Regions from separate parts of the Homo sapiens genome. Here region 2 is linked to region 1. The links are chromatin contacts, found by Hi-C in ENCODE. All regions are on one chromosome and are shown on one strand. The core of a region is the stretch at or near the end of the contact, and the rest is flanking DNA. Distances in the headings are between cores, read along the strand shown.

Region 1 (3,967 bases), core at 1,468-3,967:
ACATCCGAGTGAAGGGGGCGGCGGGTGCCTCTCCCGCACCGCACCCACCACATCCCGGACCTGGGATCCCACTCGCACCCGAAGAGGCGGCTGCTTATGTTAATATCAGCCCCCACACGAATTAGAAAAGACCGCCCGGTGACAGAATTGCTTATGCCAGGAACTACACTGAATCCGTAAGGGAGGGGGAAGAACGTCTTCCCGGGGTTACTTCGCCCCTCCTGCGTCCTCCTGCTGTTTCCAAAAGACAGACTTCATGTGCAAATGTCAACCTCTCTCCCAAACGAAGCTTTAGAAATTTGGGGCGCATGGTTTTTACTAAAGCCCCTTCTAAGTGCTGCTCATCAGAAGATTTACAACAATCCTAAAGACAATCAGCTAACACAAGTTACACCACTGTAAGGAAAACAGCCACGCAAATAGAGCAAGGTGCTGGGTGATTTCGTTAGAAACAATGTTTTCAATGGACGGGGTCTCAGTAAAATACCAAACGCAGCCCCCTACCCTTGGCCCTTCAAGTAAACAGTTTCCCCTAGTTATTGTTCTAAAAATTCCCATCTTCTTGAGCTTCTAATCTTCAGGAAACCTGGAGCATAGGCTCCAAATTACTCGGGGAATCCAGAGTTAACATGAAGGAGAAAGTGGGATCTGAATTAGTTTCAGCACTTAAACAGCGGGGGGGATGTAAGAGTCATCATTTAATCTCTCTTCGGCTTCCAGAAAGTACCCCCTGGCCATTCTGTGTTCTCCCCTCCCCCTCCTGAGGGTTTGATGAAAAGGAACCTCTACTCTGCTTTGGTGAAACTGCATTTTCCACTTGTTTTCCTATTGGTCAAATTGGTGCAGTTATGGGAGGACTTTTGACTGTTTTCCCATGTGTCTTTTAAGAATGGGGCTATAAATGTCTGACACAGCTACACGTTCACCTCTCTGGGACACTACTCACACTGGTGCCTAACTTTAAGGGAAGTGACATACCACCATCATCCAAAAACAAAAATTGGGTTTCTCACACACTGTAGCAGAATATACTCTTTTTCTTCTCTTGAGGCATAGCATTGTCAGCTATTAAAAATGGATTTAATGTTTTAATTTTCCTGGATTCCTTCACCAACCCCTTAATTTCACCCCAATCTTCCAGATAGAATTTACATGTGACTACTGGCCATGTTGTAGGGACCAATTGGATCCTTTGTAAAGTTTTAAAAATTGCTTCCTAGTAAATTCTTATTCCCAAGAAGTAGTCGTTATTAGTAGGTGAAGTCATTAGTGCTCACTTAGATACAGCATTGTAAAAATCTTTACCCATTCAATGTTCAGCAGCCTGAAATTTCACCTTTAGGAAAAAAAGAGGGATCTTTGCCAGACAATTCCTATATAATGGAGCAAAATCTGATTCTGTAGTGTTTTGCTTGTTTTCGATTTAAGGGAGATGAAGATACATTTCTTTATGTCCTTTGTTTACTGTTCTGAAGTTTTACAGATGGTTACTGTATTGGATATAATAATTTTGCCTAGATTTTTAACTGAGGGGGTTTGAGAACCAAGGGACAAAATGTAATGTGTTTTCAAACTTCAGCTTCCCTTCTGCTGTAACTTTCACAAAGTATCTCCTGAAAACTCCTGTCTTTGTACAAAATTCATCAAAGAGACAGTGGAGACTGGGGAATTTTTGAGGTTGTATTCGGATTGGTGTCTTCAAGGGTCCCTTTCAGTTCGCAGTCCAAGGTGCCAGGGACTACCCCGTCCTCCCTCCCTCTTCTGGCTTTGCTCTCCTGAGTCCTTTTGCCTTCTCTTCCCCCTTCTTGGATTATCTTTTCATTCTCGATGAGGTTCCCACACACTGCGGTGTGTGTCTCTGAAAACCCACTGGAGACCTAGCACAACTCTCCGTACATCCCGTGGTGAGAACAGAATGAAAGATATATTGTTTAAAAAGCAATAATTAAAATCTAGTCTTCAGTTCCTTCTTCCTCGTCATATTTTTTCTCCGTAAGCCTAGAGATTTTATTTTCACTAGTGTGTTCCCTTGTCTCCAAAGAGCGTGTGTGTGATATTATATTCGGGAAAGCTACAACTCTCTTTTCCTTGTCCTTCTGTTCTCTCTTAATAGTTGAGCAATGTCTGTTATATTTTCCCCTTTTCCTTTTTTTCTCAGTCCCAGATTCCCGCCTCTCCCCACTGTCAGAGCATCTATCAATGTGGTGTCCATCACAGCGGCAGCGGCTTTCTCTTTCATCTTCCTCCCTCTGCCAGAGCCAGGGAGGGAGAGTGGGAGGCGTCAAGGAGGTAGGGGAGAGACTGGCAGAGGAAAAGGAGTGGGTGGGTGGGGGCCAAGTAAATAGATACTTAGATGATGAAGTCAAGCCACTGCGGCAATGTTTCTTGTCAGTTTCACGCGGGCAAAGCGTGCCTTTCGGTGGGTTATAAGCAGCGCCCGGTCCTTCCTTCTCTCGCCAAGTTGCCTGATCCTTCCCTCCAGGCGCGCGCGCACACACCACACTCACACACCCCAAAACCAAGACTCGTCCTACAGGATCTGGGAAAAGAAAAAGAAAAAAAAGCCCTCAATCACCACCTCCTTCTCGCCGACTCCCCCTCACCCCCCGCCTCCCCTCCAGCGGGCAGCCAAGGAGAGCTAGAGGCGGGGGAGGGGAGAGGGAGGAGAAGCGACGCAAGTGGGTAGCTTTTCAGCGCCGGCGAGGCGCGGGAGGAGGAGAAGCAGTGGGGAGGCGCAGCCGCTCACCTGCGGGGCAGGGCGCGGAGGAGGGACCCGGGCTGCGCGCTCTCGGGCCGAGGAACCAGGACGCGCCCGGAGCCTCGCACGCGGCCAAGCTCGGGGCGTCCCCTCCCCTCGGCCGGGCGAACTCAAGGGGCGCAGCTCTTTGCTTTGACAGAGCTGGCCGGCGGAGGCGTGCAGAGCGGCGAGCCGGCGAGCCAGGCTGAGAAACTCGAGCCGGGAACAAAGAGGGGTCGGACTGAGTGTGTGTGTCGGCTCGAGCTCCGGGCAGAGGCATTTGGGCCCGAGGCCCCCGCTGTGACTCCCCGAGACTCCGCAGTGCCCTCCACTGCGGAGTCCCCGCGCTTGCCGGCAAAAACTTTATTCTTGGCAAACTTCTCTTTCTCTTCCCCTCCTCCTCGGCCCCCATCTTCTGCTCCTCCTCCTTCTCTAGCAGATTAAATGAGCCTCGAGAAGAAAAACCGAAGCGAAAGGGAAGAAAATAAGAAGATCTAAAACGGACATCTCCAGCGTGGGTGGCTCCTTTTTCTTTTTCTTTTTTTCCCACCCTTCAGGAAGTGGACGTTTCGTTATCTTCTGATCCTTGCACCTTCTTTTGGGGCAAACGGGGCCCTTCTGCCCAGATCCCCTCTCTTTTCTCGGAAAACAAACTACTAAGTCGGCATCCGGGGTAACTACAGTGGAGAGGGTTTCCGCGGAGACGCGCCGCCGGACCCTCCTCTGCACTTTGGGGAGGCGTGCTCCCTCCAGAACCGGCGTTCTCCGCGCGCAAATCCCGGCGACGCGGGGTCGCGGGGTGGCCGCCGGGGCAGCCTCGTCTAGCGCGCGCCGCGCAGACGCCCCCGGAGTCGCCAGCTACCGCAGCCCTCGCCGCCCAGTGCCCTTCGGCCTCGGGGGCGGGCGCCTGCGTCGGTCTCCGCGAAGCGGGAAAGCGCGGCGGCCGCCGGGATTCGGGCGCCGCGGCAGCTGCTCCGGCTGCCGGCCGGCGGCCCCGCGCTCGCCCGCCCCGCTTCCGCCCGCTGTCCTGCTGCACGAACCCTTCCAACTCTCCTTTCCTCCCCCACCCTTGAGTTACCCCTCTGTCTTTCCTGCTGTTGCGCGGGTGCTCCCACAGCGGAGCGGAGATTACAGAGCCGCCGGGATGCCCCAACTCTCCGGAGGAGGTGGCGGCGGCGGGGGGGACCCGGAACTCTGCGCCACGGACGAGATGATCCCCTTCAAGGACGA
Region 2 (4,212 bases), core at 1,566-4,065, 340 kb after region 1:
CCCAAAGTGCTGGAATTACAGGTGTGAGCCACTGCACCCAGCCACACAGCAAATATATCTCAGTTGAGCTGAGCTGACCCTTCAGATTTCATTTAAACAAGCTTGCTTTGAATATTTAAAATTATTTAAACTGAAGAGCTATCACTTGTCCGTAATATTTTACTGTGTAAAGCAAGGCATACTTTTATTATTCGGCCTCATAAAGAATTTACGAGCCCCTATTCAAGACCATTCAGAATGCCACCAGATCTCTTATTATCAGTGGGAGGCAGCCTATGACGGCCTAATCACTTCTTGTCTCTTCCCAAGTCCCCAGCACTCTCCTTTTTTGACTCCTTTTTTCCCCTCTTGATAATCACAGCCTGAGGTCTCTACTGGACTATAAGCTTTGGGGTAGCAACTATCTCCTTCGTTTGCATTGCTGGCCCCTAGCACAGTGGCTGTTATGTAGTTGTTGCATACTAAACGTTAAGCAAATAAATATCTGATACTAGTAGTTCAAGACAAAGCCTTCAATTTCTCCATTGAGACAACACGCTAAAGGTGGGTAAGTCATTGTTTAGTCTAAAACTGTCCAAAACTCTCAGTAATTATTCCTTTAAAAAAGAAACATCTCACCTCAAAGCATCACTTTTAAAAAAAGTTCTCACTGATACTCCATTGTCTATTTTAATAGTTCTAAGATTATTTCTATTTTTCCCCTATATTTTGTTTAAAGTCCCACAAAAATCCCAAAGAGTTTAAGTAAACTTGCTCAAAGGAACACAGCTCAGAGAGCCTCAGGTCTCCTGGATTCCCATGTCCATGATCTCACTACACGGTACTGTCGTAGGACAGCTCCCAGATCTTTCACCCTGTAAGTTGTTATAGTTATGGTAAGAGCAAATGTCTTCAATAACGTGCACAAGTGCTAAAGTTTCTTCCAAACATTTCCTAGGGCTTTTATGAGATTCTGCGAGGGGAGAAACTCAGAACAAGGTGCAGCCACCTCAAGGTGTCCAAGTGTTTCCCTCTAGGTTCACAAGTCAACTAGCTTTACTTAAAAATGAAACCAAAGGAACCAAATTAAACATTAACTTGTTAAAAAAAAAAACACTTCAACCAGACTATTGTGAAGTAAGAACATTAGAAGACCAAGGAAAGGGCCATAAAGAGGAAATTTTGCACTGCTTGCACTGCTTCTTTAGGAAAAAAAAAAGGTAAAGGTAAAGTTAGCTTCCTCACGTCCTTTCTTCCTGTAAATTCCAGGTTGTCACTTTCAGCCATTGCTCTGACATTGTTTAAACAGTAAATGGCAGTTCCCATGACACAGGATGGAAACCATAACCTTCTCAGGTATCCGTACTAAAAATGTTTAACTTGCTGAAAACATCACTTCCCAATCTAAGGAACTTGCCAAAGGATTTCACATGCTAACCCTCGGCCCACCAGGCTTATAAGGAGGACATTCTGTGGAAATTAATTGGTTATTACCTAAGCCAGCTGCAACACACTATTATTTATATATAAACAGCTATAATTTGTTGGGGTCTGCTTTGTACCAGACATTATGAGAAGTCTTTTGCGCTTTAATCCTCATTATTATCCTCATTATTAATCCTTATTTAATCCACCTTATTATCTGAAGTAGCTATAATCCCATTTTACTGGTTCAGAATGTTTAATGTGCCTGAGCACCCACCGTTAATAGAGGAGACTGGTAATGAAACCAAGGATTTGAAAAGTTAGGTACAGATTGAAAACCCACGCCGAATCCAGTGACACTAAACAGTTGAATCTCTTCAAAATATAACACACATGTCAAAATGATTTTAAGGTCATTTCAGAGCAGGCAAGACTTGAAATAGAGGACCGGCAACATTAATAAATAAAAAAGACTACAGGACATAACATTTTGAGTTGGTTTCAAGCCGTGGATAATTAATGATTATCCATACCTCTGGATGGATGTTGACAGGGGTTCCCCGCCCCTTATTTTCGCTGAGAAACCAAGTCTTCCCTTCCGTAAAGGGAGCAGCTCTGGAATGCCACACGTTGAAGGGTTTCGGTGTGGGCTGCCCAGAGCTGGGCTGTTACTGTTCACACATCATCAGTAAGTGCCTCTCAAAAAAAAAAAAAAAAAAAAAGAGAAAGAAAAGAAAAACCACACACACAAACACACACACACAGTCCCTCCTCCACCAACTGAACTTCAGCCCTGACCTCCGGAGTGGTTCTGGACAATCTGGGGTTTAACCTGTGCCCTTCCAACGCCAGGACCGGGGTACCCGAAATGGGTTGCAAATGAATGAGATGACTGCTCAGAGGAAGGAGACTAAGGCACACATCTCTCCTCCAGACCACAAAATCGAGGAAGCATGCCCTGGGCGGGGAGGGTGGGGGCCGGATTAGAGCCACGTCCCCGCTTCGCAATCCACCTTTCCCCTCCCGCGCTTCGGAGGACTCTCCGCTCCCCAGCCCATCCTCCTCCTGGCCCCTCCGCGCGCTCCTTACCCGCTGGTGGCCAGGGCTCCAGACACTCCCAGCTGAAGGCACTTGCTCCCGGGAAGGGGATTTGCCAGGGGATGGAGCCCGCTGCCGCAGCCGCCGCGACCAGCCCCGGGCGTCACCACCCTCGGGCCGAAGCCGCTAGAAAGTTTGCTCGGGGTCTCGCCCTCCCACGCCGCGGCCTGACTAGGGGAAGCAGCTCTCCGGGTCCCTCCCGCGGCCGCCGCCCCCGAGGCCGCACTCGGCGGCGCTGCAGCACCGGCCAGGCTCCGTGCGCGCCGAGGGCTGGGTCTCCCCGCCCCACTCGGCCCACGGCGCGGCGCTCAGTGTTGACCGCGGCCCCGCGCCCGCTCTCCCCGCCCGCCGCGCGCGGCCCGCTCCCTGCGCCCTGCGCCCAGCGCGCTCTTGACATCATTCATTCTCTCACACCCTCGCCCGCCCACTCCATTTCCAAACAGTGACTCACCCGTCGGCCCGGTGGCAGCAGTGCCCGTTCCTGCTGCCGTGGCTCTCCTGGCGCAGAGTGGAGCTCGAAAAACCTGCGCGACTTCTTAAGAAGAAAATCCCAGCCGACTCTCCCCTCGCGGCTGTTTAAGGTGCAGAGAAGGAGGGGCTTGGCAGGCAGGGCAGTTTGGCTCCCGGCCGAAAGGCTGAGGGCCTGGAGCTGACCTCCCTGAGCGGCAACAGAGATCAATCTGGGAAAGTTCTTTGGGTGCCACTCCCAGCAACTTTCAGGGGTGGGGCTGGAACGGGATCCCCCACCCCCGCACCCGGCCTGTTTCGGAAACTGCTTCCTGACGGCGTGTGAGTGGGCTTGGGAGCGCCAGCGTTGATTCAGAGGGTTTATCGGTGTTGACCGGGCCTAGGTCAAAGAGGTGGGTTTCCAAACCTCACAGCGTTGCCTGGCAAGGTTAGTCATCAGTCCGCATGGTATGAGCTGGAAGGTTGCTCCAAGCTAATGAGGTGGCAGCACTGTCCCTTTCGTGCCTAACCATCGTGTCATTTGTCCTGTTAATTGATTTACTTCTCACTTAAGGAATCGTAACCAAAATAAACAGTGTAAGTAGTTATTTGCTTAACTGAATACTGCGCTTTTCCGCAGCTTTTGGGGCCCAAGGCAGCCGTGTGGTTTCTTCGAAGGCCTCAGTAGTTTTTTAAAAGGGGGATTGCTGTCTTTAAAATGGTAATGGTTCTACATTGTCCTGGAGTTGCTATTCATACACCTGCTGGGCAGTTTTCAAAGTAAACGATGGCAGCCTCAAGGACTCTAACTAGGAATGACCAATCCGAGGGAATGTGGCTAAATCTTTCTTGACATAAGTTTTACATTAATGTCTCCTTCTGGACAAGATAATTATGTTTAGGATTTGCGCTGGTTTATGGGTGCTTCCATATAATCAACAAAAATAATGACGGGAATCTTTGGGTTTCTAGTGCAGATATCATGTGGGTCAACAGTCATTTGTGGCTATTAAAGATGATGGTAACAGAAAAGAATATACAAGGCAGGCAATCCCCAAACTCGCAACTTCAAGATGTCGTCACAGTACAGGCAACCAAAGAAAATGGACAAATGGGATCATATTAAGCTAAAAAGCTTCTGCACAGCAAAGGAAACAAACTGAAGAGACAACCCACAGAATGGGAACTATCCATCTGACAAGGGATTAATAACCAGAATATATGAGGAGCTCCAACAACTCTATAGGAAAAAAAAATCTAATA

The links. A loop is a pair of places that touch in the nucleus more often than their neighbours do. Pooled maps may share reads with other maps.
Region 2: a loop to region 1 is called in a map of ascending aorta, with 2.2 times the contacts of the local background. The contact joins the promoter of SGMS2 here to the promoter of LEF1 in region 1. A Hi-C loop is called at or near these places in 1 of 168 maps with a recorded cell type or tissue (ascending aorta), 2 of 37 single-sample maps with no recorded cell type and 5 of 50 pooled maps.

The regions. Positions count from the first base shown.
Region 1 is chr4:108,167,682-108,171,648 of GRCh38, reverse strand. LEF1 (lymphoid enhancer binding factor 1) reads left to right here and starts at 2,717. Exons shown (of 12, transcript NM_016269.5): 1 at 2,717-3,967. The coding sequence starts at 3,882. It overlaps LOC124900752, which reads right to left and starts at 3,710. Exons shown (of 2, transcript XM_047416528.1): 1 at 2,747-3,710; 2 at 679-2,539. The coding sequence starts at 3,149. The coding sequence ends at 1,953. LEF1-AS1 (LEF1 antisense RNA 1) reads right to left here. Exons shown (of 3, transcript NR_029374.1): 1 at 3,816-3,967. RefSeq lists enhancers at 327-957, 3,028-3,117 and a silencer at 2,718-2,767.
Region 2 is chr4:107,823,535-107,827,746 of GRCh38, reverse strand. It overlaps SGMS2 (sphingomyelin synthase 2), which reads right to left and starts at 2,815. Exons shown (of 7, transcript NM_001375905.1): 1 at 2,494-2,815. RefSeq lists an enhancer at 1-597.